Regions from separate parts of the Homo sapiens genome. Here region 1 is linked to region 2. Evidence: read pairs that join two places in POLR2A ChIA-PET (ENCODE). Cell type or tissue: A673. All regions are shown on one strand. Each heading gives the region's core, and the rest is flanking DNA. Links, peaks and the distances in the headings are about the cores only. Region 1 overlaps AOPEP (aminopeptidase O (putative)). Region 2 holds the start of LOC107987101 (a long non-coding RNA gene).

The links. ChIA-PET counts read pairs that join two places held together with the same protein. Peaks named below come from ENCODE experiments on the same cell type or tissue, not always from the same donor. Only the 100,000 strongest peaks of a DNase experiment are listed, where the experiment ranks them.
Region 1: POLR2A ChIA-PET joins it to region 2 with 21 read pairs; 3 of 35 experiments call an interaction of 5 or more read pairs at or near these places.

The regions. Positions count from the first base shown.
Region 1 is chr9:94,848,565-94,864,129 of GRCh38, forward strand. The region is part of intron 5 of AOPEP (aminopeptidase O (putative)); the gene reads left to right. Among named protein-coding and RNA genes, the nearest start is that of MIR2278, 46 kb to the left of the region's middle. RefSeq lists an enhancer at 12,624-12,673. In A673, for the core only: no CTCF peak of the experiment used is centred there; no DNase peak of the experiment used is centred there.
Region 2 is chr9:94,686,408-94,701,972 of GRCh38, forward strand. It overlaps LOC124902219 (a long non-coding RNA gene), which reads left to right. Exons shown (of 2, transcript XR_007061675.1): 2 at 4,819-5,583. It overlaps LOC107987101 (a long non-coding RNA gene), which reads right to left and starts at 13,752. Exons shown (of 4, transcript XR_001746846.1): 1 at 13,534-13,752; 2 at 5,973-6,099; 3 at 4,813-4,900; 4 at 3,984-4,478. In A673, for the core only: no CTCF peak of the experiment used is centred there; a DNase peak (open chromatin) is centred at 7,924.

The DNA.
Region 1 (15,565 bases), core at 4,155-12,154, 160 kb after region 2:
TGAGCCAAGATCACGCCACTGCACCCCAGCCTGGGTGACAGAGGGAGATTCCCACTCAAACAAACAAACAAACAAACAAACCAAAAACAAAAAAACAAAAAAAAAACATGGAGCTTGACTCGGAGATGGTTGTAACTGCTGCACTTCCTCTCCTGTGAATGCCCTACCAAGCTAATAGCCCAGGTAAAAGGGGAAAGCATTATTATAGTGAAGTCTAAACATTTTATTTTGTTTTATTTTTTGAGATGGAGTTTCGCCCTTGTCACCCAGGCTGGAGTGCAATGGCACTGCAGCCTCCACTTCCTGGGTTCAAGCGATTCTCCTGCCTCAGCCTCCCACGTAGCTGGGATTACAGGCATGCATCACCACACCCAGCTAATTTTCTTGGTATTTTTAGTAGAGACGGGTTTTACCATGTTGGCCACGCTGGTCACAAACTCCTGACCTCAGGCGATCCACTCGCCTCGGCCTCCCAAAATGCTGGGATTAGAGGCGTGAGCCACCACACCCGGCCAAGTCTAAATATTTTAAGAGGCATCCTGAGTTCAGAAATGCTAAAATGGGGCAGGGGGTAGGAATAGTAAGGAGAGAAAGTGTGTCTTAGAACTAGGAATTGAGTAGCTTAAATTTTTGTTTAACATGAAATTCTGGAAAAGTTTGTCCTTTAAAAACAAACTTATATTTTCATTGAAGTTTAGTTTTAAGTGTTTTACTGATAATCCTGACTCCAAAGATTGGTTTTAGGGTTAAATGAGATAATGTATGTAAGGCATTTAAAGCAGTTCCCAGCACATAGTGAAGGCTCAATAAATATTCATAGTAAATTGTAATTACTGTTATCTTAATATACTTTCCAGGGAGCAGTAGATTTTTTGAAGTATTCCCAATTGTTAAATGTTACCTTTTACTTGGTAACATTTCTTTTTTTTCTTTCTTTCTTTCTTTTTTTTTTTTTGCAGTAATATCTTCAAATACTTTAGAACAGTGGTCCCCAACCTTTTTGGCATCAGGGACCTGTTTTGTGGAAGACAGTTTTTCCACGGGGGTGGGGAGGAGGGCATGGTTTAGGGATGAAACTGTCCCACTTCGAATCATCAGGCATTAGAGTCACATAAGGAGCTTGCAACCTAGATCCCTCTCATGCACAGTTCACAATTGGGTTTGTGCTCCTGTGAGAATTTAATGCCAGGCGGAGCGCAGTGGCTCACGCTTGTAATCCCAGCACTTTGGGAGGCTGAGGTGGGTGGATCACCTGAGGTCAGGAGTCCGAGACAAGCCTGGCCAACATGGCAAAACCCCGTGTGTACTAAAAATACAAAAATTAGCCAGGCGTGGTGGCGTGAGCCTGTAATCCCAGCTACTTGGGAGGCTGAGGCAGGAGAGTCGCTTGAACCCGGGAGATGGAGGTTACAGTGAGCCAAGATCATGCCACGGCACTCCAGCCTGCGCGACAGAGTGAGATTCCATCTCAAAAAAAAAAAAAAAAAGACTATCTAATGCTGCTGCTGATCTGACAGGAGGCAGAGCTCAGGCGAGAATGCTCACTTGCCTGAGGTTCACCTGCTGTGCAGCCTGGTTCTTAACAGTCCCCAGCCTGCGGGGTGAGCACCTCTGCTTTAGAAGTATTTCTAATTGTAAAAAAGTTACTTTTTAGTTGGTAGCATATTTTTTATTAGCAAGAAGAAGACATAGATTTTAAATTATTAATATGCAAAAAAATGAACTTATTGAATGTCTAATTGAGTGTGGCACTGGCTCAGTGCTAATCAGAGAAAACCTGTCTTACCCACAGATGTGGTCCTGCCTGTTGGCTGTTATAACCCATGGCGGACACTACAGAAATGACCACTAACATTGAGCCACATCATAATGTGCACATATGCCAGAGTTGCTTCTAAGCAATGTACCTTTAATCCTCATTTCATCTTCCCAGCAACCCCGAGTTAGGAACTCGTATCATTTCCTTTTCAGAGACAAAAAAACTGAAGCCCATATACTCAGTTGGCAATGGTAGAGTGGAATTTGAGCTCACCGCCCGACTCCAGAGTGGTGCCCTTAATTACGATGCTGTACAGCCTCTTTCTGATATGAGGCAAACGCTATTGGTTGCCTACCCAACAACCAGTCCCACTGTCTTACTTGCTGGAAAATCCTTGACTTTGTGTGGTTGTTTACCCCTCCCTATGTGTCTGTGTGAAAGCAAATCTGGTCCACATTTCTGTGAGTTCATCCTGGTTCATCTAAGCTGATCATGGTGTTGCATTTCTCCTTGCCAAAGATTGGGTTAGGCAGGGACATTTGACAAGATTCTGGCTGCGGGAATATGAGGAGTAACTCTCTGCAGGCTTCTCAGAAAACTTTCTTCACAGGGAGACATAGACATACAAGGAAGGACACCTCTCTTCCTCCCCTGACCTGATCACATCTAGCAATGTGGCAGCAATCTGGTACCAGCCTGGGGATGACACCAATGCCAAGTAAGGCACAGCCAAGAAAATGACGGAGAAGCGGAGCTCTGACAGTCTATACTTGGAGGTGCCCATCCCTGTGCCTTTCATTCTGTGAGAGGAAAAGACCCATCGTCGCTTAGGCCAGTTTGAATTGGCTTTTCTGTTACTGGTAGCCAAAGGGGTGCTCATTTGGAGCGTCCTTGCAGGCGTGCCTTGGCATGCAAAGGGTGACCGGTATGCTGAGATCTAGCTGCCCTCAGCTGGAGTCCCACGCCCGTTACCTCCACCAGTAAGAGCCTCCTTTAATCAGGGAATATGCAGATATTTTCTCTTTGTATCATGGCATTTAAAAGAGTGGGAAGCATTGTCTTAACTGATCAAAAACATGTAATAGAAATGTTATGTGTCAGTATGCATAGGTAATTAAAATATTTTAAAGAATGAATGTATGTTTCTAAGAAAACGTCTTTTGCCCCTCATCCTTTGGGCTGGATGATTCCCTCCAGACCTCGTTCAAGTATAATTTCCCCTGACGAGCCTTCCCTAACTTAACCAGCCATTACTTGCTCTCTCCTCAGAAGATGTTTAATCTTTCTGTTGGCACTTACTTCACTGTGATCTGATGACTGGTCTTTCAAGTCTGTCTTTGCCAGTGGACTGTAAGCTCTTGAGCGAAAGTAGTTCCTTGTTGAGAATGGCTGTCAGCTCAGAACAAGCTCATCTGTAGTAGCTAAATTAACCTAGATGTGGTAGTCATACTAGATACTGCAACTCCTAGAATACTGCTTCTCAATCCTAGCTGCTTTTTAACCCCTCTCATGATTCCCATCCCTGGAGGTGGTGGTTTATTTGGTATGGGGTACAGCCCAGACATTGGTGCTTTATAGGCCTCCGTGATTCCAGTGTGCAGTCAAGTTGGGAAGAGAGTTGCAGGAAGAGAGTGACATAGCCAGAGGGAAAGACAGCAAAGACCGTTTGACAACTGTGATGACAGTAGATGTCACTGGATCCAGAGAATCCAACAAGAAGCTTGTCACAGTAGCCCTGACGAGAGATGAACCTAGAACAAGGGTGGACCCCGTAGACATGATAATTTGAGCGGCTGCTATGGGAGATGCCTTATGTCAGTGTCATCTTAGGCAGTTATCCTCATCCTGCCTACACCAGAGAAGCCTTTTAAAAATACAAGTACTTGGATCCCACCCCAGAGATTCTGATTAAATTGATCTGGGGTAGCTTCTAGGCAGCAGTACTTTGAAATTTTTTTAAAGCTCCCCAGATGATTTTAATGAGTTGCCAAGGTTGAGAATTACTGCCTTAGAAGAACAGCAGTAGGATTCAACCCTAGTTCAATGTTAGTATCACAGGCTTCCTGACTTGAGATGTTGAGGAGAGGTTTGCATAGACCAGGGTGGGAAGAGCAGTGGCTGGGAGTTGGACATAGGGTAAGGAACAAGGAGAGAAGACAGATACTTCTTCATGGAGTTCAGTTTGAATTGACAGTGGGATCGGATATCATGACAACTTTTGGCTGTGTGTTTACACAAGCCTAACTAATGTAAGCTGGAAGACTGAGAGCAGAGTTTCTCAATGTGGCTCAAAGACCACTGGGGGATCCCCCCACCACCATACCCCAAAGTCAGTTAGGTGATCTGCAGGTGCTTTCGCAGTTTCAGAGGAAAAATCAATGCAGTCATTTTATTCTTACGTATTTTATTAATTAAAAATCGTGTGAATCATTATTGTTGTAGGAATCCTGTTATTAATCATCTTTAAGATTATATATATGCCAAAAAGAGTGTTAATCACTTTGTCTTGGCTAGTATTTGGTCAGCTGAGTGCAGTTCACCTCAGCTGATATATTTTTCCATTATCTGCCATTCTTATTCACAAATTTTCATTGATTATAGGTATTCTACGCCAATTCCAAAAAATAGCTCAATGGCTCAGTGTTGAAGGGCAAAAGCAGAGATAGAATGAATCGAGTAAATATTAGAATTCATAAAAATATTAGAACTATAGTGACTAGGACCACAGTACAGATATAGAAATGTATATGTTGTGGATGAGACAAATGATTCCTTTGAGTAGAATGATTTAACACAAACAGCCAAAAAAGGAAAAAATAATTATTACTATATGAAATTAGATTTTATTGAACAAGGCTGGGCGCAGTGGCTAATGCCCCTAATCCCAGCAGTTTGGGAGGCCGACGTGGGCAGATCACTTGAGGTCAGGAGTTTGAGAGCAGCCTGGTAAACATGGTGAAACCCTATCTCCACTAAAAATACAAAAATTAGCCGGGTGTGGTGGTGTGTGCCTGTAGTCCCAACTACTTGGGAGGCTGAGGCAGAAGAATTACTTGAACCTGGGAAGTGGAGGTTGCAGTGAGTTGAGATTGCGCCACTGCACTCCAGCGTGGGCAACAGAGTGAGACTCCATCTCAAAAAAAAAAAATTATCGAACAAGCAGTCCATTCAGTCTCACCTCACTCACTGTGTACTGTCCTTTTATCAGATGGTGACATGAAGTCATGAAGCTTTTCTATTATTTTTAAACACAAAGATAAACCTATTGTTTCCAGAACATATCCAAAATAGTGGTTTTTCAAAGTGAGATTTGAAAATGTTGAATTTGAGATTCTACAGTGATATCAGAAATTAGGTAAAAATGTCAGAGGCAATATTCAGAGCTCTACTCCACACAGAGAAAACAAGGTACAAGTCGCACTACTATTGGAAAGCTTAGTAAGATTAGCTTTGACGTTAACGATGAGTTTAATGTGCAGAGAAAGCAGAATAGGGTATTCTTCATCAGACAGATATTGTATAATATCCATGGTACACGCATGGAGAAGCAGTTACTCTCATAGGTACATGCTAGCAGAGCTTTTACTTCACACTTGGGCAGAACCAGTGATGGGCAGATTATCAATCACCTCTTAGCACATGCGCAGCACTTATGTGAAAGGGAATTGCCTGATGAGTTTTTGTTCAATGAAAACCCACATCGTAAGAGAAGACTGCTTTGTTTGATTTGGTTAATGATTATATTGTGAGTCATGAAGGAGAATGAAAAAGGTAAGTTGGGTCAGTGGCAACCAGTAAGAAAGGACAAAAAGGACATTGTTACATGACTCAGAAGTTGCATTAGAATATGGTGGACGGCAGTATTTTATTTTCAGAGAGCAGGTGGTGGTCTGTACTGTGCCTGCTGACACTGTAGTTGAAAGGAATTGTGAAAATGTGACAATTTCTTATAAAAATGAAGAAAATGGGCAGCAAGTCATGTACTGGAGGCAAAGGTGCCTCATGAAAGATTTTGGAATGTGGTATGAATTAAAAACATGACACTGAACAGTGTCTCTAAAGGCCATTTCTATTATTTAGGTGGCTTTCTCAAATGATGTGCTATTTTAAGGCTGAACATTAAGATTTTTAATGCTAAGCACAAGAAATCCTGTTATAGGTATGTGAGGGCAGAGACCATCTTCTGGTTTCCAGCTGTATCCCTAGTGCCAAGCAGTGTCACCAGTAGCTACTAAATATTTGCTGAATGAATGGATTTTTATTCCTTAGTCAAAGAACTAATGACATACTATAGGTTATGTTTTAAAACGACATCCAAATGCTAAAACATGCTTGCTAACTGCAACCAAAAGCAGGTTACACATCTATTTGTTGATTTCTCTTCCCCGATGGAACATTTAACCCAGCCTTCTAGCTCTTGAATTTAATATGCCCATCAATTTATGTTTACCATAATAAACATGAAATCACCTCATAATTTGTAGGACTATGTTGGATCGGAACATCCAAATGTATCTGACAGAGGCACCAAACGAGCTCTACATATGAGTTAGGATGTTCTAACTTAGAAGAAACAAAAAGTAAGAAAATGAACTACCTGGAGGACAACTCAAACTGTTTGTCATTATACATGTAACAAGCATGTATAAAATGTCAGATTCTATACATACTCTAAACAGTACTGTAAACAGTATCATCCTGCTCATAGATATGAACCTATTCTTTAAAATAATTTTAGAATTAGCATATTTTATTTTATTTATTTTTGTTTTGAGACAGAATCTCATTCTGTCACCCAGGCTGTCGTGCAATGGTATAATCTCGGCTCACCACAACCTCTGCCTCCCAGATTCAAGCGATTCTCCTACCTCAGCCTCCTGAGTAGCTGGGACTACAGGCGTGTGCCACCACGCCTGGCTAATTTTTGTATTTTTAGTAGAAACGGGGTTTCGCCACATTGGCCAGGCTGGTCTTGAACTCCTGACCTCAGGTTATCTGCCCACCTTGGCTTCCCAAATTGCTGGGATTACAAGTGTGAGCCATCAGGCCTGGCCGTGTTTTAGTTTATTATTTAGAAATTGTGGGCCAGGTGCGGTGGCTCACGCCTGTAATCCCAGCAGTTTGGGAGGCTGAGGCGGGCGGATCACCTGAGGTCGGGAGTTCGAGACCAGCCTGACCAACGTGGAGAAACCCTGTCTCTACTGAAAATACAAGTTAGCCAGACGTGATGGCGCATGCCTGTAGTCCCAGCTACTCGGGAGTCTGAGGCAGGAGAATCGCTTGAACCTGGGAGGTGGAGGTTGTGTGTGGTGAGCCAAGATTGCGCCACTGCACTCCAGCCTGGGCAACAAGAACGAAACTCTGTCTCAAAAAATAAAAAAAAGAAAAAGAAATTGTGGGGCATCTTGTTTTTAATTTGCCTAGAACTGGTGGTTCGCATGTGGGTCAAATGCTCATTAAGCTTGATAAATGATGACCTAGAAATAGAGAAAATATATAAATTATCCTTATGTAACCTACATTATACAAAGTCACAGGTGTCCTCTTCTTAGATTCTGGGGTGAGACTGAAAGAATATATATAACAAAGGACAGGCATGCTCCTATTATCAGATGTCACCATTGAGGAAACATTAGAATAAGAACCCCAGCAATGGGACTTATACGTAGGTTTCTTGCCTGGGGTTGCTCACACCCTATGTTCTATCTACTGAGGCCACAAAGCAGCTTTTCCAGGCATCAGCTCTAGGGTGGAGGCACAGCAGCAGAGAGCTTAATGGCCCTGACCACGAATGGCTGGGAATGTGCCATGTCTGTGCATTTGACTCAGGCCACGTGTTCATAGACCAGCATGCACACGTCCACACCTGCTGAGTGTCTGTACTCAGGTATAGTGTTAGCACAGGTTTTTTTCTTCAGTGTGGCGGGTAAGGACTCAGGTATAAAAGCTAGGTAGTCTCAGTAAAAATAATTGGGCCAAATAGCTATTTACTACCCATGAGATCAAGGAGACGCCAGGGTAAAAGAGGCAGCAGAAGGCCGGGTGCGGTGGCTCACGCCTGTAATCCCAGCACTTTAGGAGGCTGAGGCGGGCGGATCACCAGAGGTTGGTAGTTTGAGACCAGCCTGACCAACATAGAGAAAACCTGTATCTACTAAAAATACAAAATTAGCCAGGCATGGTGGTGCATGCCTGTAATCCCAGCTACTTTGAAGGCTGAGGCAGGAGAATCACTTGAACCCGGGAGGCAGAGGTTGTGGTAAGCCGAGATCGTGCCATTGCACTTCAGCCTGGGCAGCAAGAGTGAAACTCCGTCTTAAAAAAAAAAAAAAAAAAAAAAGCAGGTAGATGATGAGGGGTGGCATTTGTGTAAATGTCGTATTACAAAGAATTGGTAAAAAGCAATTTGGTTGAAGCGACTCATAGGATAGATTCATAGTGCTTAAACATTAATTGGCCTATAAGAAATAAAAGGTAGCTTGTCATTCATTATTTAAGCTGGTAGACACACCTCTAGCATCTGAAATAAACATGGAGAGGCAAAGAGTTCGCTCATGGCCCAACAGACAGTACTAGAAGAGGGTCTAAAAGGCCCAAATTTGGATCACAGCTTGGCCACTTACCAGGTGCTTGTCCTTGGGGACGTGACCTAACCTGTTTTTGCCTCAGTTTTTCGTCTATAAAATGGGGCTGTTGAACTTAAAAGTTCTTTCCTGCTCTGGACATATTATTGTAAGTGAAGTACTTTAAAGTTTTTCTAACTGCTTTCCAAAGCTGCTCTGGGCTCTCTGAAAAAATATCTTTGCTCAGGACATTTTCTTACATGGAAATATCCTCACCCTTCTGTCTCTGTGAAGATTCAGCAACCTGAAGTCAGCTCACCTAGTTTCCTCAACCATCTTTTCTCTATCCCTCTCATCATAGAGTTCGTGTTATGTTCTCTTATAGCAGTTCTTATGATCGTCATTTCTTCAACCATGTTTTAACTGCTGCGAATTCACCTCATGTATGTTCATCTTAAACTGCAGAGCCATATTGACAACAGCTTTGGAAATTTCCGATTTGCTTTGGTAGGATTAATCTCCAACGACTTAATATTCCTTTCCCATCTGGAAACTGGATGGAATAATAGCAAGATGGCTGCTCTGGTAGGAGCGCATTTTCCTTGTCTTCTGGGAGGAGAGATTGAGAGTATGTTAAAATGTTTTTCTTCTCAGTGTATCTCACCTTGTAAATATTATTTGACTTCTTAGGATGTTAAAACAAGCCATTAAAATTTATATTTCTACCTATCTATCTTATAAAATTACAGATTGTCTTCAAGCAGAGTGAGTTAACGGTATTTCAAGCCAAACCCCAGTATATGATGCAGAACAAGGACCCAAAGTGAGGCTGAAAGGTGAACTTGCAAGTACAGGCTTATCATTTCATGGAATGTGATTATTTAGCTATTTTAAAGCAGTTGCTTATCTACTACAGGTTACTTATTGTATGGCAAAAATGAAAACACAGATCTCTGTGGATCCAAAAACATTTTGGAAGCTATGTTAAGACATCATTTACGTTGGTTTTCACGTAAGTGCTGGGCTTTGAAGCATTTTTTATTTTTTTAAGACACAGGATCTCACTGCGTACACTGGCGTACCCTGGTGTGATTATAGCTCACTGCAACCTCCAACTCCTGGGACTAAGCAAGTCTCCCAGCTCAGCCTGTAGCTGAGCTACCACGTCTGGCCTGAAGCATTTCTAGTTCTAGTTTGAAAAAAAAAAAAAACAAAAACACATTTAGAACCCTGGTTAATTGTTACATCGTTTTGTCTTCCGATTTTCCGATTCCTCAATGCTGATTCTTGGCCTAGGGTATGTATAGTGGAAATGGTGCTAAGAATGGAGGTGCTGTGTTTATCTGTGTCTGAAATATCTGGCGCTGTACAGATGGGGGAAGTAGGGAGTAAAACCTTTCCAGATGTAAACCTCTGTGTTTTAGCAAAATAACGTTATGGATTCTATATTAGTTTCCTGTGTCTGCTGTAACAAATTAACACGAACTTGGTGACTTAAAACAATGGAAATGGATTCTGTCACAGTTCTGGAGACCAGAAGGCTGAAATCAGTACGACCAGTAGGCTAAAATCAAGGTGGCAGCAGGGCCACACTCCCTCCTGAGATTCCAGGGGAGAATCTTATTCCTTACCTCTTCCAGCTTCTGGTGGCCACTGATGTTCCTTGGCTTGTGGCCACATCACTCCAGTCTTCAAAGCCAACATCGCCAACATCTTTGCTATGGACTGAATGTTTATGTCCCTCCCAGAGTTGATGTGTTTAAATCCTAACTCACTGATGTGATGGGATTAGGAGGTGGGGCCTTTGGGAGGTGATTAGGTCATGAGGGTGGAGGGTGGAGCCCTCATTAATGCTATAAGTGCTTTATAAAACACACTGAGGCTGGGCTCGGTGGCTTACACCAGTAATCTCAGCACTGTGGGAGGCCAAGGCGGGCAGATCACCTGAGATCAGGAGTTGGAGACCCGCCTGGCCAACATGGTGAAACCCTGTCTGCTGGGTGTGGTAGCGGGTGCCTGTAGTCCCAGCTACTCAGGAGGCTGAGGCAGGAGAATGGTGTGAACCCGGGAGGCGGAGCTTGCAGTGAGCCAAGATTGCAGCACTGTACTCCAGCCTGGGCGACAGAGCGAGACTCCATTTCAAAAAAAAAGAAGACCTGGAAGTGGAGGTTGCAGTGAGCTGACTGTGCCACTGCACTTCAGCCTGGGCGACAGAGTGAGACTCTGTCTCAAAGCAAAAAGACACAAGAGCTTGTTTTCCCTCTCTGTTCTTTACCATGTGAGGATGCAATGAGAAGGCAGTCATCTGCAAACCAGAAAGAGGGTCTTCAATAAGAACCTGACCGTGCTAGCATACTGATCTCACATTTCCAGCCTCCAGAAGTGTGAGAAATAAATTTCTGTTTATAAGCACCCAGTCTGTGGTACTTTGTTCTAGCAGCCTGAACTAAGGTCATCTTCAAATCTCTGTCGGCACTGTCTTCACATCCCCATGTCCTCTGTCTGCCAAATCTCCCTTTGCCTGCCTCTTACAAGGACATGTGTGATTGCATTTAGGGCCCATGCAGATAATCTAGGATAATCTGACTAACTCAAGATCCTTATTAACTTCATTACATCTGCAAAGACCCATGCTTGCTTTTCTTTTTTTCCCATAGAAGGTAACATTCACAGTTCCAGGAATTAGGATATGAATATCTTTTGGGGAGCTGTTTTTCAGCCTTTCACAGACTCTATTTGTTCCATATGAATCAAGTAAGCATCAAGGCTTACTGCCTCTTATATCTTCTCTCAGCCTATTCCATCCTGGTGTGATCTGAGTTAAGGGCATGGGCTTTGGGGTCAGCTAACCTGTGTTGGAATCTCTTCTGTGCTACTTACTTATTCTAGGTCTTGGGCATATTGCTTAAGTTCTTTATGCTTTTGTTTGCTCATCTGTAAATGACAGGCACTATTATACTCAAGTTTTCTGTAAACTAATTGATAAATAAATTCAGCAGACACTTATTTAGGGCGTCCTATGTACTGAACACTAAATTCTTCGGCTACAGTGATGAACAAATAGAGACAGTCCCTGTCTTCAAGGGGCTTATAGTCTGGTTGGGGAGATAGATAGTTATTAAACAAATATTCTCAAAAATGGAGTACGACAAACTGGTCAGTCCTGTGTGGGAGGAATGCAGGGTTAGAGGAAACACTCCTGGCAGGGCCTTGGGGCAGGTGCCTCTGAGGCAGTGATGTAGAAGCTGAAACCTGAAGGGCAGTGGAACGTGAGCCAGGCCAGGAGTAGGAAGAAGGGCATATTATACAGGAGGACAGGCTGTGATTGGAAGCAACTTGGAACTTTGGAGGACCCGAAAGAAGTGTTCATGGAATTTAGTGACCTATGGGAAGATTGGCGTGAAATGAGATTGGCAGCATCATAAGGGCGTCAGACCAAGCAGGGCCTCATATAAATCTGAGCTTCATTCTGAGCGTATTGGGAAGCCCAGCAGGTTTAAGCAGTGGCAAGGGTGGGGACGGGGTGGGCAGGTCGTGACCTGGCTTATGTTTTGACAAGATTGCTCAGGTTTCTGGTTCTAGAATGAAGCGACAGGAGTAGTGGCAGTGGAATGGTGAGATGAGATGATGTGTGGCCGCAATCCAGGCAGGAGATGAAGGTGGCTTAGACCTGGGTGGAGAGGGTGCTGGTGGGGAAAATTGGAGAGTTCCAAGATATGCTCTGGAGAATGCAGGACTTGAGAGTTTTATATGGGGAGATGATGAGGAAGAGGGAGATGTCAAGGGTGACTCCCGAGTTTCTGGCAGAAGCCGCTGGATGGATGGGTGCTCCATTGACTAATGTGGGGAGGACAGGAAGAGGAGCAGATTAGGAGAAAAGATTCTGAGTTCTCTGTACATGTCAGGTTTAAGAAGCCACTTAGCACAGTGCCTGACACAGAGCACACCATAAATAGTAGATTTTAGTAGCTTCTAATTCTGTCCATTTCAAAGTCATAATTGACCGTTGAGTCAGGAGACTTGGGTTCTAGCTCTGGCTAGTCCATGTTAGATAAATAAACCTCTTAGGGCATCAGTGTCCTCATCTACAAATTGGGGGCAGTCAGATTCGGTGCTTTTTGCGGTTTCTTTCAGCTTCAGTGTGCTGACAATGCTATGAGATTCTTTGGTCTTGACCACCTGGAATCCACTGTGGCCAGCTGGATCTGCTTCAGAGGGGCTGATGAACCAGAACTCTGCATATGGATGGCAGTTTCTGGTGGAAGCTGACGTACGGGGAGCTCTGGCCAAGGCAAATTGTGGCTCTCGAGGAGGCTTCATGACGAAGGGGAAGGATGTGGTTTGAGGGCAGCAGCAGCAGCTGCTGTCACCAAACAAGCATGAAATCCACTGAGCTTCAGATGACATTGCAACTGAGGATGGCTGTTTATTAATTGGCAAATTAATATGATGTGGGGGCATATGGAGAAATGGTGATGGGCAGAAAAGAAGATGAAGAGAGAAACATATACTGGTTCTTTCCTGTGTATTCATCTGTTACTGACACAGAGTCATCATTAGTGCCACAATGAGTATCAGGGATGGGTCATCTCCAGTTGAACTCCCTTAATTTACAGATTAAGCAACCAAGGTCAACAACGACTTCCATGACAACAGAGCCAAGCTGGCACTCAGGTCTCTTCACACCTGGCCTGTGCTTTCCTGCTCCACCAGGCTGCCAGGGGTGGTTCCCATGAGCTGTTTTAGGCCCATTTTTGGAAAAAGAGTCATTTGGTTTCATTTGTCTTAGACTAGATCCCAGAGATGTTATTTACTGTTCCCAACCCCCGATATAAAACCACTGAATGTGCAGGCCCTCTCATCAGCCAGTGCTTGACGAGTAGTACACCTGGTGCAGCCTGGATTCCACAGCCATCCTCCCTGTAACTGCATGGGTCGGGTCCTCCGTGCTTCTGTAGGACCTGCTCTTCTGAAGCACGTTCTGCGAGTGAAGGCTGCACTACGTCTTTCATGAGGCTAGACGGTGCTCTTCTTGTCCTCAGAGTTGTTTGTTGTTTGGTTGGATTTTAAAAACTCAACAACGGCTTTGTTTATGAAAAGCAGCTTACTAGGAAAGTTGCTTCATCCTGTGATCGTGGCTAGTTTGTGAGTGATTAAATTCCCTGGCCTCCTCTTTGGAAGCAATGACCAGTCATTCTGTTGGTTTATTACTATTTCACAACATAGGAAGCAGAGCACACCACCTCTACCTAACAGTTTAACTTGAAACACCTCATCAGAGTATGTGAGTGAGACTTCACATGTGCCTGTTGCATAGTAAAAAGGACGTTTCTTTCAAAGTCACTGGGCTGGCTGAGCAGGACCCCCACAGAAAAACAGTGTTCTTGGGCCTCAGGCATACCTCAGGGCGATGCTCAGGGATGTCTGAGCAATGTCAAGCCTGTTAGATGCATGGCAGGGAGGATCTGGAGCACAGATTGATCTCTCAGATGTGGGGTGAATGGGGAGGTAAATCATCCTTTAAAGGGACTCTTTTTCAAGGCTGAGAAACCATGTCCTGAGAAAAGGGAGGGCTCTGTTTCCAGAGGCCACACGTCTGGTTGACCTCCTTCCAGTCTCCTTGAACATGCTCTGTTCATTACTGAAACAGCGGTTTGCCTGCGACTGGTCCCCACCCTTGAGGATGCTCAGCCAGTTTCCACTGCATCTCCAGGTTCTGCCCCTCCTGCAAGGCCCACCTTAAGGGCCAGCGCCTCCCTGGAACCTTCTCCCAGAGTCTCCGTCCTCCCTGTTTTTGGTTTCTGGATTCCATCCCCACTTGCAATCACACTGCACAGTTTTGCACTTTGTTGCCTCATGTTGTTTCCTCTGGGTGGATGTGTTGGGAGAGAGGATAGGTGGTGCGTGTTTGTCCTTTCTCAGTGGCAAACTCACTAACTTCCTAAGGACAAGAACTCCGTCTTGGACTTCTTTATATTCTCTCATAGTGTTAGGCTTAATTCTCGGGACAAAGTATATGCGCACAAATACTTGATCATTCACTAGAAAAGAGTTTCAGTGTGTTCGTCGAGTAATAGGTTTAAAAAGACACACATAAAGTCTACATGGACTTGTTTTCCAAATTATTTTCAAAAGCATAATGGCAAGATTTAATTTGGTTGTGCGTGACAGAACACTTGAAATAATGACTTAGGTAAGACAGAAGTTTCCTTCTTTCCCCATATGAAACAAGGGCACAGGTAGAGAGGCCAGGGTGGAGTGGGAACCGGGGCTGCTTCTCGCTTCTCTCCTGCTGCTCTACCATCCTAGCCTATGATTTCTTTCTCTCCTCTCCCCTCTCTTCCCCTCCCCTCCCCTCTCCTCTCTCTGTTTCCCTCTTCTTTCTCTTTTTCTCTTTTTTTTTTTTTTTTTTGAGACGGAGTCTCGCTCTGTCACCCAGGCTGGAGTGCAGTGGCGTGGTCTCGGCTCACTGCCAGCTCTGCCTCCTGGGTTCATGCCATTCTCCTGCCTCAGCCTCCCGAATAGCTGGGACTACAGGCGCCCACCACCACGCCTGGCTAATTTTTTATATTTTTAGTAGAGATGGGGTTTTGCCATGTTGGCTAGGCTGGTCTCAAACTCCTAACCTCAGGTGATCCGCCTGCATGGCCTCCCAAAGTGTTGGGATTACAGGTGCATGCCACAACGCCCAGCTAATTTTTGAATTTTTAGTAGAGACAGGGTTTTGCCATGTTGGCCAGGCTAGTCTTGAACTCCTGGCCTCAAGTGATCCACCCGCCTCGGCCTCCCAAAGTGCTGGGATTACAGACGTGAGCCACCACGCCTGGCCATAGCATATGATTTTCATTCTCAGGGTCAACTCATAGTACATAATAGCTTTTGGAAATGCAGCAAGTGTATGTGTATGCACATTGTAGGCAGCAGGAAGGAGGAAAGGAGGAAGAAGAAAGAGTGAAAGGCCTGCACCAACTGTCCTTCAAGGAGCTTTCCCAGAAGCTGCTGCAGAATACTTTCGCTTGCATCTTACCAGTTCAAACCTAGTGACACTTAGCTGCAAGGGAGGTTGGAGAATACAGGCTTCATTCTAGATAGCCATGTATTCAGTGGAAACTTGGGGGTACTGAGGAAGAAGGGGGAAAATAGCTGGATACTCCCACACATGGGCCAATTTGGATGAAATAAGGTATGCTGAAATAACTGTCTTTTTAGCCTTATCAGACCCTTTATGAATTCCTCAGTGAGC
Region 2 (15,565 bases), core at 3,767-11,766:
ACCATGGAGGACCCAAATATGACATGAGAAATTGGAATAATTTTATTCTCTAAAAGCACCAGTAAGCTCCCGCTCCTGGAAACATATTAGAAAAGTTTTTGCCCTTTGCCCTTTGCATAGATAGGTCCAAAGACCTTCCCAGGCTATAATTTTTTTTATCATGTACCACAGCAGAGATCAACAAAACTGAGTTGCACTGTGGCTGCTGAGCAAGTGGCTCAGCCCACTCACTAGCCCAGGGACTCCCTTCTGCAAACCAGGCTTCCAGAACAGGGGATTCTCTTCTGTGCAGAGGCGAAAGTATCAAATCACTGCGTGGCTTGGACTTCTCAAATAGCTGAAAGCCCAAATATTGAATCTGCAAAAGCTAGGAGCAAGGTAGTAATGTATTTGACTTCTAGTCTACAGAGCCAAAGTTCAGCTCTGGCTCTGACATTTACATGATCTTGGGTGAACTCCCTAATCTCTCTGTTGTACAGGGTGAAGATAAAAACAACACACTGTTGGCCGGGCGCGGTGGCTCACGCCTGTAATCCCAGCACTTTGGGAGGCGCAGGCGGGCGGATCACGAGGTCAGGAGATCGAGACCATCCTGGATAACACGGTGAAACCCCGTCTCTACTAAAAATACAAAAAAATAGTCGGGCATGGTGGCGAGTGCCTGTAGTCCCAGCTACTCGGGAGGCTGAGGCAGGAGAATGGCATGAACCCAGGAGGCGGAGCTTGCAGTGAGCCGAGATCCTGCCACTGCACTCCAGTCTCTGGGCGACAGAGCGAGACTCCGTCTCAAAAAAAAAAAAAAAAAAAGTATTTCCCCAATTTTCTATAATTACCACAGCCTTGTATCATCAGGGTTGTCCCTTCTGCTTCCACTGAATTCCATTTCTGTTTCATCTCAGGTTCTCTACTTGCTGTTCACGTTCCATGTGTCAAACCAGATGTGGGATTTGCACCCTATCCTCAACTTCCCTCCCAAAAAAGTTACATGAGGCCTATGCTTGTAGCAGACTTTACTAAGGTCTTTGAGGATACTCAGTGGGTTTATATGGCAGAAACTCCAAAATAATTTAAAACTGAGTCTGGGACTCACCTGCTTTGAAAAATTCTTTAGCCATTCTACCACCGGGCCCCTTGCTGCACTCTTTAAATTCTTTTCTTCTCAAGAACCCAAAATACATACAGGCTTACACTCTCCCTTTTCACCTGCTGCACTCCCTGCCTGACACCCAGCCTCTCCCTTGCTTGCTTAGAAGAGCCACGTGCATTCTGCTCACACAAGTTGGCATCTGCCCAGACACCTCCTTTTCTTCTTTCTCCTCCAGTGTTTGTGAAGGAAAGAGCATGGTAGAGGCATTTTATTTCTCCTAGAATATAAATTATGCCACCATTACCTCTCCCCTTTAGAAGACAGAAGCAGCTATAGTCCATTTCTGTGTGTGTGTGTTTTGTTTATTTGTTTTTTTAGATGAAGTCTCGCTCTGTCGCCCAGGCTGGAATGGAGTGGCACAATCTCAGCCCACTGCAACCTTTGCCTCCAAGGTTCAAGCAATTCTCCTGCCTCAGCCTCCCAAATAACTGGGACTACAGGTGCACGCCACTACACCCGACTAATTTTTTGTATGTTTAGTAGAAATGGTGTCTCGCCATGTTGGCCAGGATGGTCTTGCACTCCTGAGCTCAAATAATCCACCGCCTTGGCCTCTCAAAGTGTTGGGATTACAGGCATGAGCCACTGCGCCCAGCCCATTTGTATTTAACAATAGGTTTTTGAATTGTTCATTCATTCATTCATTCAACAAAGAGGTATTGGCCGGTCACAGTTGTTCATTCCTGTAATCTCAGTACTTTGGGAGGCCAAAGTGGGAGATCGCTTGAGGCCAGGAGTTTGAGACCAGCCTGGCAACATAGCCAGACCCCATCTCTACAAAAATAAAAAAAAAAGTAGCCAGGCATGGTAGCGTGTGCCTGTTGTTCTAGCTACTCGGGAGGCCGAGGCAGGAAGATTGCCTGAACCCAGGAGTTTGAAGTTGCAGTGAGCTGTGGTTGTGCCACTGCACTCCAGTCCAGGTGACAGAATGAGATCTATCTCCAAAAACAAGAACAAACCAAGTATGTGTGTGTTTCTTTCAATGTGCCAGGCCCTATTCTAGATGCTGGGTTGTGACCACAGCCAAAAATCCCTGCCACTATGGAGCTCATATTTGGATGGTGACAAGGAACACAACAGACAATAAACCAATATATAATTAAAGTAAATGTATATCAGACTGTGACAGGTGGGGAAAGATAAAGCAGGATAGGGTGACAGAAAGAAATGGCAAGACGGTGGGGGACAGGTGGCTTGCAATTTTAAATTAGGTAGTCAGGGAAGAAGACCCCATTGAGGAGGGGCCATTTTAGCAAAGACCTGCAATGTGTCTGGGAGTGAGTCATGTGACTGGGGAAGAGGGGCAAGGATGGAAAATGTCACAGGCTGAGGAAGCAGCCTGTGCCAGGGTCCTGAGGCAGGTTGCTGTCACATCAGTAGCTTTTCCTTTCTGTAATGGACAGGATAAGATTTCACCTTTTGCTCAGCTCAATGTCAGGCATTTCTTCAGGGTCCCAGAATTTCCTCAACTTTGTCCCCACCTTCCTTGTGTATTTCCTGTTGATTCTGCCTCCTAAATGTACCTTGAGCCTAGCCCTTCCCCTCCATTTGACCGGCCATGGCACTGGGTTGTGCATGCAATTTCTCCCCTGGTCTACAGGTGTAGCTTCCTAACTGGAGAGTCTGCCCCACTTCGACTCCCACCTGGGTGACTTAGAATTCAAACCTGATCTCACCACTCTGCTGCATTAAGTATTTCAATTCCTTCCAGCCCCCATAACCTTCAGAAAACAATTCAAGCTCGCTAGCATGGCAATAGCAAAGATTGTCAGCCCCCCACCCATGCCCCTCAGCACCTGCTGTTCCAGATGATGCCCGCAGGGCCCTGCTGCAAGCACCTGCTGCTCTTCACTTGAGGGATTGCTCTTGGTTTTGGGCAGTGAGCCTTAAGTGCGAGGAAGTTAATGCTCCCAGGCAGCAGCCCTCAGCCAGTGAGAGATGGGAATGGAAGGACCAATTGTCCACCTTGCCCACCCCTGAGGGAGGGGGCAGTGCAGAGAGAATCACTTTGAGGTGTTTTCTACACTGTCTGCCAGATTTTTCCTGGTGGCATTGACTCCCAGTGCCCACAGGGCCACGATGCCCATTATTCTGACCTTCTTACCTTCCCCCTCCCGCCTTCCCACCAGCCCCCACTGGAGCTTCCTAGAATCATCCCTCAAATAAACAACTTGTACTCAAATCTTTGTGTTTTGACTATTGTTGTGGGTTGAATTATGTCCTCTAAAAAGTTGAAGTTCTAACCCCTGGTACCTGTAAACATGACCTGATTTGGAAATAGGGTTTTCATGGATCTAATCAGATATATTTCATGGATATAACTAAGATGAGGGGTGGGCCCTGATCCACTATGATTAGTATTCTTATAAGAGTAGAGCGAGCACACATAAGGAAGAGAACGCCATGTGAACAGGGAGAGGGGAGGTCAGGTGGCAGAAGAATAGAGACTGGAGTGCCATGTCTCCAACCAAGGGATGCCAAAGATTCGCAGTAACATGGGAAGCTAAGAGAAGGGCATGGCACAGGTTCCCCCTGAGCCTTCAGAGGGGGTGTGGCCCTGCCAACACCTTTGTTTCAGGCTTCTGTCCTCCAGAACTGGGAAGGAATACATTTCTGTTGTTTTAAGCCTCCTAGTTTATGGTACTGTGTTACAGGGGTCCTAGAAAACTAACAGTTATCTATTGCTATGCATAACAATATTCTCAAAAATTAGTGCCAGAACCACCGTTTTCTTTTTTTTTTTTTTTTTGGTCTTTTTTTTTTCCTTTTTGTGGAGAACGAGGTCTCGCTATATTGCCCAGGCAGATCTCGAACTCCTGGGCTCAAGCTATCCTCCTGCCTCTGCCTCCCTGAGAGCTGGAATTACAGGCATGAGCCACCACGCCTGGCCACCACCGTTTTCTTTATCTCACATTCTGTGGGTCAGAAACTTGGACAGGGCTCAGCTGCGCAACTCTTCTGTTCCATGTGGTGTTGACTGAGATGTCCAACTGACAGCTGGGCAAGTCGAGGGAATCCACAACAGCTCCGTTCATTGTCTGGCACTTTGGCAGAGTCGCAGAGACAACTAGAAGGCTGGACCTGACGGGGACCACGTCCCAGAGAGCCTGCATGTAATCTCTCTAACTTGGCCAATTTAGAGTCATCAGAGTTCTTCCATGGTGGCTCAAAGCTACCAGAGTGAGGGTGTTCCAAGAGACCCAGGTAGAAGCAGCAAGGTTTCTTGTAAGTTAGTCTCAGAAGTCCCAGAATGTTACTTCTACAAATTCTGTTGGCTGAGCAGGTCACTGAGTCCAGCCCAGATTCAGAGGGTCATGAATAAGACAGCCCCCTGAAATGGGAAAAAGAGCAAAGAACTGCAGCCGTCCTTCATGTACATCACCTGTGCCAGGGTCTGCTGCTAGGGGAACCCAACCTAAGACACTTGCCTGCAAGATTCTTCAGGCTCTGGCTCCTGCCCTGTTTCTAGGGTCATCTCATGCCCTCACATTTGACTTTGGTGCCTGACATGCCAGATTCTCTTTTGTTTTTCTAACACTCCAGGTTCTATCTTGCTCCCATGCCTTTATTTAATTTACTTATTATATGCAAAGTAACAAAAAATACACAATAGATGTTCATGCTCTCCTCTGCCTAGAATGTCCTTCCACCCTATCCTTGTTTACCTGCAGCTGGGCTCATCCTTGGAGACCTCGACTGGGCTTCGCCTTCTTCATTCCAGTGAGGTCACGCACCTCCACCCTGCTCCTGCCTCTGCAGCATGGAACACATCAATTTCCTTGTCAGTAAGTTCTTCTAGAGAAGGAATTCTTCTTTCCCCTACTTCGGTATCCTCATGTCTGATGATGGATGAATGAATTATGTGTGGCCCTAAGAACTCCAAGGCAAAAATATAAACAGTTCAGCAAATTGCTAAATTTTTACATTAATGTTCTCCTGCCATTTTTGAGGGATTTTCTTAATGTCAACTAGCTCAATGTAGGAGCTGGTCACCAAGCTGTCACGGGGCTGAGGAGTGTCAGGTGGGGAGATAATCTAATACAACTACTTTTTTTTTTTTTTTTGATGGAGTCTTGCTCTGTCGCCCAGGCTGGAGTGCAGTGGCGCGATCTCGGCTCCCTACAAGCTCCGCCTCCTGGGTTCACGCCATTCTCCTGCTTCAGCCTCCCAAGTAGCTAGGACTACAGGCGCCCGCCACCACGCCTGGCTCATTTTTTGTATTTTTAGTAGAGATGGGGTTTCACCATGTTAGCCAGGATGGTCTCGATCTCCTGACCTCATGATCCGCCTGCCTCAGCCTCCTAAAGTGTAATACAACTATTTAACTTAAATGATGGGACCTTATATGTGACTCATTGTCTCCATGCCCTCATTTATCTCTCTTTGCTCCCTAATAGGCTTGGCTGATATCTTAATAAAGTTAATGTCTTCCTTGACCCTTGTCTTGTTCTTGCAGTATAAAAGAAGTCCCAGTTGCTCCAAACAGGGAAACTTTTGTTCGTAAGCCCTGTCAGAGTTCTGCCAGTTATAAACCGGGATAAAGCAAGCGTAATGGCAGTGCAGACATCTGGAAAATTTCCCTGTAAAGAACCAGATAGTAAATATTTTAGGCTTTGTGGGCCAAGAAGTAAAATTGAGGTATTTTCTATAGACACAAATGTAACCATTTGAATATTTAAAAAACATCCTAGAGCCAGCAGGCAGTGGACCAGATTTGGACGATGGGCTGTGATGTCCCACCCTGTGATGTAGTAGATTGAGAGCAAAACTGAGGTGAAGAGAGCTGGGCTCAAGTCCTTACTCGGTTCATTATTGTGTTACCAACCTAGAGCAGAAGGCTCTGGGGGAGATTCCACCGACAATGGAGGCTCCACTCCCCAGGGCATAGGGCGGAGGTAGAGTTGGTGGCTAACCTTCTGTTCTGAGGGCAAAGGGAGTTCGGATCCTTGGTCCTGGAGGAAGAGCAGAGGAAAGAAACATGGCCCTGGACCTCCAGGGAACACATAGTGAGCTCAGCCCCACCCCCAGAACCACACCTATGGACGCTGGATGCTGAACCAATGGATAAAGTGAAGGGAATTGTGTGTGGGCCTCAAGCCAAAGCAGGACAGGTGGCTCATCCAGAGGACCTGGGCCAACATTCCATTCTGCATCAGTGCCCAAACAAAGATGCCTCTCACCAGGGCTCCAGCTTCTCTGTGAGTTAAACGTTAACTGGGGTTTGAGCTCCTGTATCCAGGAATGCAGTAAACACAAAGTTCTCAGCCAGGGTCTGATACCCTCCTGAGGGCATCTGAAATGTGTGAAGGTGTTTCTGGCAGACCCGTTGGTCCTCGGGGAAAAGCATTTGCCAGCAATGGCACATGCTCTGCAGTTCATGGAATAGACCCGTGCAATGAAGACCTGTCCTGACCAAATGCCAGCAGCTCCCCCTTGAGAAGGGCTGCTAGGGAGCCATGCTGGTGTTCCTGGGCTGCTGGAATGCAGAGGGGAGGGACAGCCTCAGTATCTTGAATTCCAGTGAGCCTCACTTTCCTCATTTAATCTCAAGGATGCTTGTAAGAATCAAGAGATAATTACATTTGAGTCTTTTGTCGACTGGCAAATGTTATAAACATATCAATCATTGTAATGTGTCCTCCAGTGGCTCCTAAATGTGATGTCTTTTTAAAAAAAAATAATGAGGCCAGGCGTGGTGGCTCACGCTCATAATCCTAGCAATTTGGGAGGCCAAGGAGGGTGGATCACTTGAGGTCAGGAGTTTGAGACCAGCCTGGCCAAGATGGTGAAACTCCATCTCTACTAAAAATACAAAAATTAGTGGAGCATGGTGGTGCGCACCTGTAGTCCCAGCTACTCAGGAGGCTGAGGTACGAGAATTGCTTGAACACGGGAGGTGGAGGTTGCAGTGAGTCTAGATCGAGCCACTGCACTCCAGCGTGGGTGACAGAGTGAAACTCCATCTCAGATAAATAAATAAATAAATAAATAAGTAAGTAAATAAATAAAAGAGATACAACTTACATGAAGTGCACAAATCATAAGGTATAGCTCAATGACATATATCATACCTCAACACATACCCAGATCAGGATATGCGATGTTGCATCATCCCAGAAAGTTCCTTCAGGCCCCTCTCCAGTCAATACTTCCCTCCCAGAGGCAACCACGCTTCCGAACTCTCCAGAGACAAGTTTTGCCTGTCCTTGAACTTTATGTAAGGGGAATCATCCAGCATCTCCTCTTTCATATCTGGCCTCCTTTGTGAACATGGTCTTGAGGTTCATCCGTGTTGTTGCTTGGACCAGCAGTGCATCCCTTTTTATTGCTACATCATGACATGTATCTTTTTTAGGTGGAAGGGAATTTTTAAAATCTCAAAATTACAGCAGAAGCTACAAATAATCATTCCACCCCTTGCATGATTTCAGGTCCTGGTCTCTTTACCAGCCTCACTCCCACGCTGGGGGAATTATAATGTCAATTGGCTTTTAGCTGTATTGTGTTAGGACCAGCCCGTCATTCCTAACAAGGACAAGGATTTCGAGGGGAAAGGCTTCTGTTAGCTTAGTATTTATTAGTCTGATTATCTGTTCTTCAAGTCAAAAATCTGCTTGCCTCTTACTTAACTGTTTTATTTACCTAGAAAGTAGAAAGAAAGTCTACTCTAAAGTGCAGATAAGCTTCTCAACTTGGAAGCATGGTGCTTTAAGAGAAAAAGCACACACTCTGCAAACAAGATGTGGGGAGTGGAATGGAAAACTCCACTGAGTGCTTTCCTGGCCTCATGCCAATCTGTGAATACTTAATTATATATGTGTGAGTGTGTGTGTGTGTGTGTGTGTGTGTGTGTGTGTGTATTTAAAGCCAACTGTTCTCACATTTAGGCCAATTTTTCTTTGCTAATATGGTCTTTTCTTGTCTTCAATCCAAAACAGATTGAGAATCAAGAAAGATATATTCTATCCACAGTTTCATTTCACCAATCATCTGTTCATTTTCAACTAACGACAACCATTTATATGTCTTTAAATATTAATGTGGGTGCCAAAGAACACAAAGCAAAGGCACTGTTCATTCAGAGCCGAAATTGACTGAGAATTCCTGCAGAGGTGAAGTTTCTTCTAATTGATGGATTTGGTCTGGCAATGCCCATGGCCAGAGGTGCACAACAAGGAAATGAATGAGTGCAGAGGGAATAGTGCCAGTCAAGAATCTACAGGTTCAGGTGTATGCTTAGGCAAGTGCCTAACACAATTTCTTTGTCAATGGTGCCGTATTAAGTTGACTCTGGATCCCCTCAGAAATTGGGAAGAAACTCAGGGGAGAAATGACCGTATGTGCTTTCCCTTGATTAGTTATCGTCACTACATCACCTCACCTTAATCTGCATCACCATATGCAGCCACTGTATTTCATAATGCTTAGGGTTGATCAGCCATTATCCCATAGCTCCCTGTCCATGGCTCAGTTTGGTGCTTAGATTAACCTAGGAGGTGGTAAGGAAAGTACTCTTGCCACCTTGAGGGGTGAAAAGGCTAAATGACTTCTGCAGGGGTAACATTCAGTAAGTGGAGGAGGGCCTGCCTTGTTCTCTCCTTTGTCTCCAGGTTAAACTGAATGATACTCTAATGTACCAGAATATGCCCTTTGTAATATTTTATTTTTTTAAAATTTATTTTACTTTATTTTATTTTATTTTTTAGATGGAGTCTCAGTCTGCCACCAGGCTGGAGTGCAGTGGCACGATTTCAGCTCACTGCAACCCCCGCCTCCCGGGTTCAAGCGATTCTTCTGCCTCAGCCTCCTGAGTAGCTGGGGCTACAGGTGCCTGCCACCATTCCCAGTTAATTTTTGTATTTTTAGTAGAGACAGGGTTTCACCATGTTGGCCAGGATGGTCTCGATCTCTTGATCTCATGATCTGCCCGCTTTGGCCTCCCAAAGTGCTGGAATTATAGGTGTGAGCCACTGCGCCCAGTCATTTATTTTTATTTTTATTTAATTTTAATTTTTTTTTTGAGACAGAGTATTGCTCTGTCACCTAGGCTAGAGTGCAGTGGTGCAATCTCTGCTCACTGCAACCTCTGCCTCCTAGGTTCACACCATTCTCCTGCCTCAGCCTCCCAAGTAGCTGGGACTACAGGTGCCCGCCACCACACCCGGCTAATTTTTGTATTTTTAGTAGAGATGGGGTTTCATCATGTTAGCCAGAATGGTCTCCATCTCCTGACCTCGTGATCCACCCCCTCGGCCTTGCAAAGTGCTAGGATTACAGGTGTGAGCCACCGCGCCTGGCCTATTTTTGTTTTTTAAACGGAGTCTCTCTCTGTTGCCCAGGCAAGAGTGCAGTGGTGAGATCTCAGCTCACTGCAACCTCCGCCTCCAGGTTCAAGTGATTCTCCTGCCTCAGCCTCCCAAGTAGCTGGGATTATAGGCATTCACCATCACATCCCATCACATAATTTTTGTATTTTTGGTAGAGATGGGGTTTCGCCATGTTGGCCAGACTGGTCTTGAACTCGTGACCTCAAGTGATCTGCTTGCCTCGGCTTCCCAACGTGCTGGGATTACAGACGTGAGCCACTGTGCCCAGCCCCTTTGCAATATTTTATAAAGGTTAACCAATAGGCATAGAGTCCTTATTTTACTATAATGGAATATAAAGCCTTGTCCATTAAATAAGAATAAAGTTGCTTGATTTGTCCCAGTGAATTGACTACAAATGACCAGATGCTATGGCCTGTTGTCTGTCTTCCTTCTCCCTCTGCTCACCAGAACATAAGCTGCACAAGGGCAGGGACTTGGCTTAGTTCACTGTTATATCCAGAGCTCCTAGGCCAGGGCCTGACACATAGTGGGTGGTCTATAAATACTAAGTATGTGAGGGGACAAAGAAATGATGGAATGAGGGAAGAAAGGACAGAGCAAGGCTTAGATTGGTGGAGTGGCTTGCTGAAGGTCACACAACCATAGCAACCTTGATGTTCGAGAGAGCCTGAGCATAAACACCACTCCTCTGTTAGATCTTTTCATCTGTGCTTTCATTTCCATGGGTAGTATTCGTTGCCTTTTTGGAGGTGAGAGCTGGGGGAGGAGAGACGTTGCCATTTTTCTAGAGGAATGTCTTTAACAAGTTGTAAGAGTTGTCTTATCTGAGGAAGAGGGCGATAAAGTTGCTTTGAATGTGAATGCTGGTGGCTGGCCAGGCCCCCTAACTAGCAAGTGATTTGATAACTTCCAGCATGGACTTCAATTCATAGATCACAACACGTCAGAGACCTTATCAGGGCTATGGTTGGTCTAACTCCACAGGTGTGAAAGATCGGGGTAGTTATTCCTCCTGAGGATCTTACATGGAATCCTTTTTTTTTTTCAAAACTGTATCACCTAAGTTTCTGGTGTATCACAAGACATGCCCATAGCAAAGGTAAACTTGATGGTTGATGCTCTTTTTTTCATGCTTAGCACACACTAGAGAAATATATCTGCTCATGAATATGTAAATAATTTTTATTTAAAGTCTAACTGGCTTGAAAGAAAATTCTTGAATCACCTCTTGGTGTTCTAGGAATTCAATATTTCTCAGTGCAAATATCAAACTCCTACTCAGATGCACCAAATGGAGACTTGGCTGGTTTTAAAGCATCTATTTACTCAGAAGAATAGAGCCCACGCACAGGGAAAATGTCCCTTCTTCTACTGATGTCCCAAATGCCTCTTTGCTTAAAGATTGCTTAAGAGGGATGCCAATGTAGTTAATGCAGCTCTATAGTGAGGAGTGAACCCAGTCCAGCTCCATATTACATTTTTGTGTTTCATAATATTATAAGGCTCTTAGCAAGGAGGGGAAAGAACCAATTCAGAGAAAAAGAGCTTATGCCCTCTGGAATGAATAAGATGCCAAGATGGCAGATAGTACCAGATAGTTCATCTTAATGCTTTTTTTTTTTGTTTTTTTTTTGAGATGGAGTCTCACCCTGTTGCCCAGGCTGGAGTGCAATGGCATGATCTTGGCTCACTGCAACCTCCCCCTCCGGGGTTGAAATGATTCTCCTGCCTCAGCCTCCTGAGTAGCTGGGATTACAGGCACCCGCCATCATGACCAGCTAATTTTTGTATTTTTAGTAGAGACAGGGTTTCACCATGTTGGCCAGGCTGGTGTCGAACTACTGACCTCGTGATCCGCCCACCTTGGGCTCCCAAAGTGCTGGGATTACAGGCATGAGCCACCCTGCCCGGACTAATGCCTTTTTAACAATGTCTGTGTGTACCTTTCTTTTTTCTTGTAACCTGTGTTCTCAAGACAGAGAGCAAAACAGCAGCTTAACGTTTTCTACTAACAGAAAAATCATAGTAACCAAGTGTACCTGAAAGCTTATTAATTTTCCTGGCCAGCCACCTTTACCTTGATTCCTTTTATTGCATTAAAAATCGAGACTAATTAAGGCAACTGTTGCTGCAGCAGGCCAAATTAGGTTTTTCTTAGAGCTCTCCCTTCATCTCACAGAATGATGTCATTAAGTGTGCAGCCTGTGAAATGCTAAGGACAGCCTGTTTCCACCGTGACATGGGTCACTCAGGAATGCGAGGGAAGTACACCACTGAATGTCATAAAGCTTTAAAGAGTTACAATAACACCTACACTGCAGGCCAAGCAGAATATGGGCATTCACTTCTCTTTGTAAACAGACTCTGTGAAGCCAGAGGGAAGGTAGGCGGGAAGTGATGCGGGAAATGATGGCATGAAGGCTCTGCATAGCTGCTCTGCAGGCTACTTGGTCTATGGGCCTCTTGATTGGCCAGTCACCCAGAGGCTTTACATAGAACTGGGAATTGGGACCACCAAATTGCACAGCTTCTTGGCAGGCCTGTTTGGCCACAGGCAGCTCTTGAATCACAGGGCTATATTATATGGCCACTTGATACCTGCTTATGATTAAGCAAGCTCCAGTGTGCTTTCACAATAGAGATATATTAGTCAAATAAGTTTACTTCATTTTTTTCCATGAGCCCTGGGATTTGAAGAGTTAGATTACAGTCCACTCACCAAGATTCTTTCATACAGATGGTTTTCTTATAGTGGAGTAGCCCATTGCCTTCTCAAGTGAAAACTATTTAGTCGATCCCCTCTGGTTTGTTGTTTGCATGTGTCTAGGTAGTCTCTGAGTCCTGATCCTTAACCAGACATAAGCATTTGTGTTGACATTGATCAAAAAACACTACTATTGCCAACTACTCAGCATGTGTTTCTAATACCTACTATGTATAAGGCATAGTTCTAGATGCTATGAGCTAGACATTGATCAGAAGCCTGTAAGACCTGTTCTCAAGAAGACAGGTTAAATATACATTAAAGTAATTCAGAATACATGACAGTCTTCGAAAAGGGCAAAGAAAAGACAGGAGTTTAAATTATAATTGGAAGAAGAATGTGAAGGGAAACAGAGGTCAAGAGAGATAAGTATTGTTTGGAAAGATCAGGAATGATGTGAAATTCAGATAGTGGAAAATGTAAAATTTAAGGAGGGATAAGCAGAGAAAAGGGACAAGCCAGAGGGAACAGCTAAAGACTAGTTTGATGAGAAGAAGAAGGTTACCCATGTTTCACTTGTACACTGTCTTAGGTGGTAAGCTAAGGAATTTAAACTTGTCTTTAAAAAAAAAACAAAATCACTTTATTGAGGTATGATTGACATATAAAAAGCTGTGTCTACTTAATGTATACATCTCGATAAGTTTGGGCATAAGTATACCCCTATGAAGCAATCACCACCATCAAGGAGATATTTATGTCCATTAACTTTTTTTTATAGACAGTGGGGAGCCATAGAATGTTCTTAACAAGGGACTTATATCATTTAGGGATTTTTTTTTTTTTTTTTTTTTTGGTGAGGCAGAGTCTTGCTCTGTCACCCAGGCTGGAGTGCAGTGGCGCGATCTCGGCTCACTGCAAGCTCCGCCTCCCAGGTTCACGCCATTCTCCTGCCTCAGACTCCCAAGTAGTTGGGACTACAGGCGTCCGCCACCACATTTGGCTAATTTTTTTTTTTTGTATTTTTTGTGGAGACGGGGTTTCACCATGTTAGCCAGGAAGGTCTCGATCTCCTGACCTCGTGATCCGCCCACCTCAGCCTCCCAATGTGCTGAGATTACAGGCGTGAGCCACCGCACCCGGCCCATTTAAGGCTATTTTATCATAAGCAGCAGAGAAGCCAATTTGACCTGGCTTAAACAACAAAGGAAGTTTCTTGGCTTACACAATAGAAATCTCTACAGACAGATATTGGCCTCAGGTAAGGTTTGATCTAGCAATCCAAACAAGAACTCCCGGACACTAGTTCCTCTCTGCCTCAGCTTCATCCTTAGATACCACATTGTCCCTACCTGCCATCCCCATCCTCTTCTAGGCAGCTCCTGGCTCTCCATGTGTGGCAGAAAATGGCTGCAGTAACTCCAGGCCTCAGATCTCCCTATACCTTCTGGAGGAAGAGCAAGCCTCTTTCCTGGTAGCATCTCTGGAAGAGGAGGAAGCTTGTCTTTCCCAGAGGCTTCAAATGGCTCCTGTGTCTTCATGGATCTGAATGGGTTACTGATTTATCTGGGAATCAGTGGAGGATGTAAGTAAGTACATGGGAAAAGCTGATTGGTTTAAGCCAACCACAGTCCACCCGTAGAGCAGGAGAGGTGGGTGAATCCCTCCCAAGCCACAGGGCTAGAATGAGAAAGGATAGATTTCCTGAAGGAATCTGTAAGTAGTGTTAGGAAGGGAGAATGGCCCTTGGGTGGCCAAAGAGTGACACATGTTTACTAGAGGTAATAATAAGACAAAGGTAGGTAGGTTTATGTGACAGTCAAGACCAGCTTATCAAGCCATATAATTGTAAAGGTATGAACTAACCTCTACTGACACTGACTACGTAGTCAGTATCAACCTAAAAAAAAAAAAGACACCAGAAAATTGTCTCTAAATATGTTGGGTTTACTCAAGAATAGAAGTAAGGATTATAGACTGGAATGCATGGAATGGCAAGCCACTAGTGCATTCAGTGAGGAAGGGGGAAGGGAACTTTTATTAGCAAAAATAAATTGACATAAACTGCTTAGAAACAAGTTCATTGGTTCCAGAGGTTCAAAGCCAGAATTGTTGTCAGTTCATTGGTGGAGATGTCGCTACTGGGCAAGTGTTCTTCCAAGAACATTTTATTTGAATCACTGCAGTCCTAAAGAATGTCTAGTGATAGGCTGGGTGCGGTGGTTCATGCCTGTAATCCCAGCACTTTGGGAGGCCGAGGTCGGGAGTTCGAGACCAGTCTGACCAACATGGAGAAACCCCATCTCTACTAAAAATACAAAATTAGTCGGGCTTGGTGGCATATGCCTGTAATTCCAGCGACTTGGGAAGGCTGAAGCAGGAGAATATACTGAAACTGGGAGGTGGAGGTTGCGGTGAGCCGAGATCGCGCCATTGTACTCCAGCCTGGCTAACAAGAGGGAAACTGCATCTAAAAAAAAAAAAAAAATGTCTAGTGATAAACCTTATTAAAGCAGGAGATGTGTGAAGGGCTTATAGAAAGTCCTTGGAAATCGTTTATCGCAGAATGTAAGCTTGAGCCTCCTCTCCTTACTGGCTCTATTTTGTCTGGGTTTGACAGAAATGATTTCCTCCAGGTATCTGGAATTTTCACATCAGCCACCTCCCCATCCTCCACCTGGCCCTGTATGCCCGCCTTGCCCCTTTTACTTCAGAAAGTTTTAGAAAGGCATCATCTTGTTTCACATAGACCCAAGGATGATTTCTCAAACTGAAAGAATTCTCAAATTTTTATTTGGAAATAAAGGAATTCTGGCCAAATGCAGTGGCTCATGCCTGTAATCCCAGCACTTTGGAAGGCCGAGGTGGGAGGATTGCTTGAGCCCAGGAGTTAGAGACCAGCCTGGGCAACGTGACAAAACACTGTCTCTACAAAAAAGAAAAGCAGATTAGCCATGCATGGTTGTGTGCACCTATAGTCCTAATTACTCGGGAGCTGAGGTGGGAGGATTGCTTGAGCTCAAGAGGTTGATGCTGCAGTGAGCTGTGATTGCACTCTCTCACAAAAAAAAAAAAAAAAAAAAAAAAAAAGGCCAGGCGCGGTGGCTCACACGTGTAATCCCAGCACTTTGGGAGGCTGAGGCAGGCGGATCACGAGGTCAGGAGATCGAGACCATCCTGGCTAACACGGTGAAACCCCGTCTCTATTAAAAAATACAAAAAATTAGCCAGGCATGGTGGCGGCGCCTGTAGTCCCAGCTACTCGGGAGGCTGAGGCGGGAGAATGGCTTGAACCCGGGAGGCGGAGCTTGCAGTGAGCCGAGATCGCACCACTGCACTCCAGCCTGGGTGGTGGCGGGCGCCTGTACTCCCAGCTACTAGGGA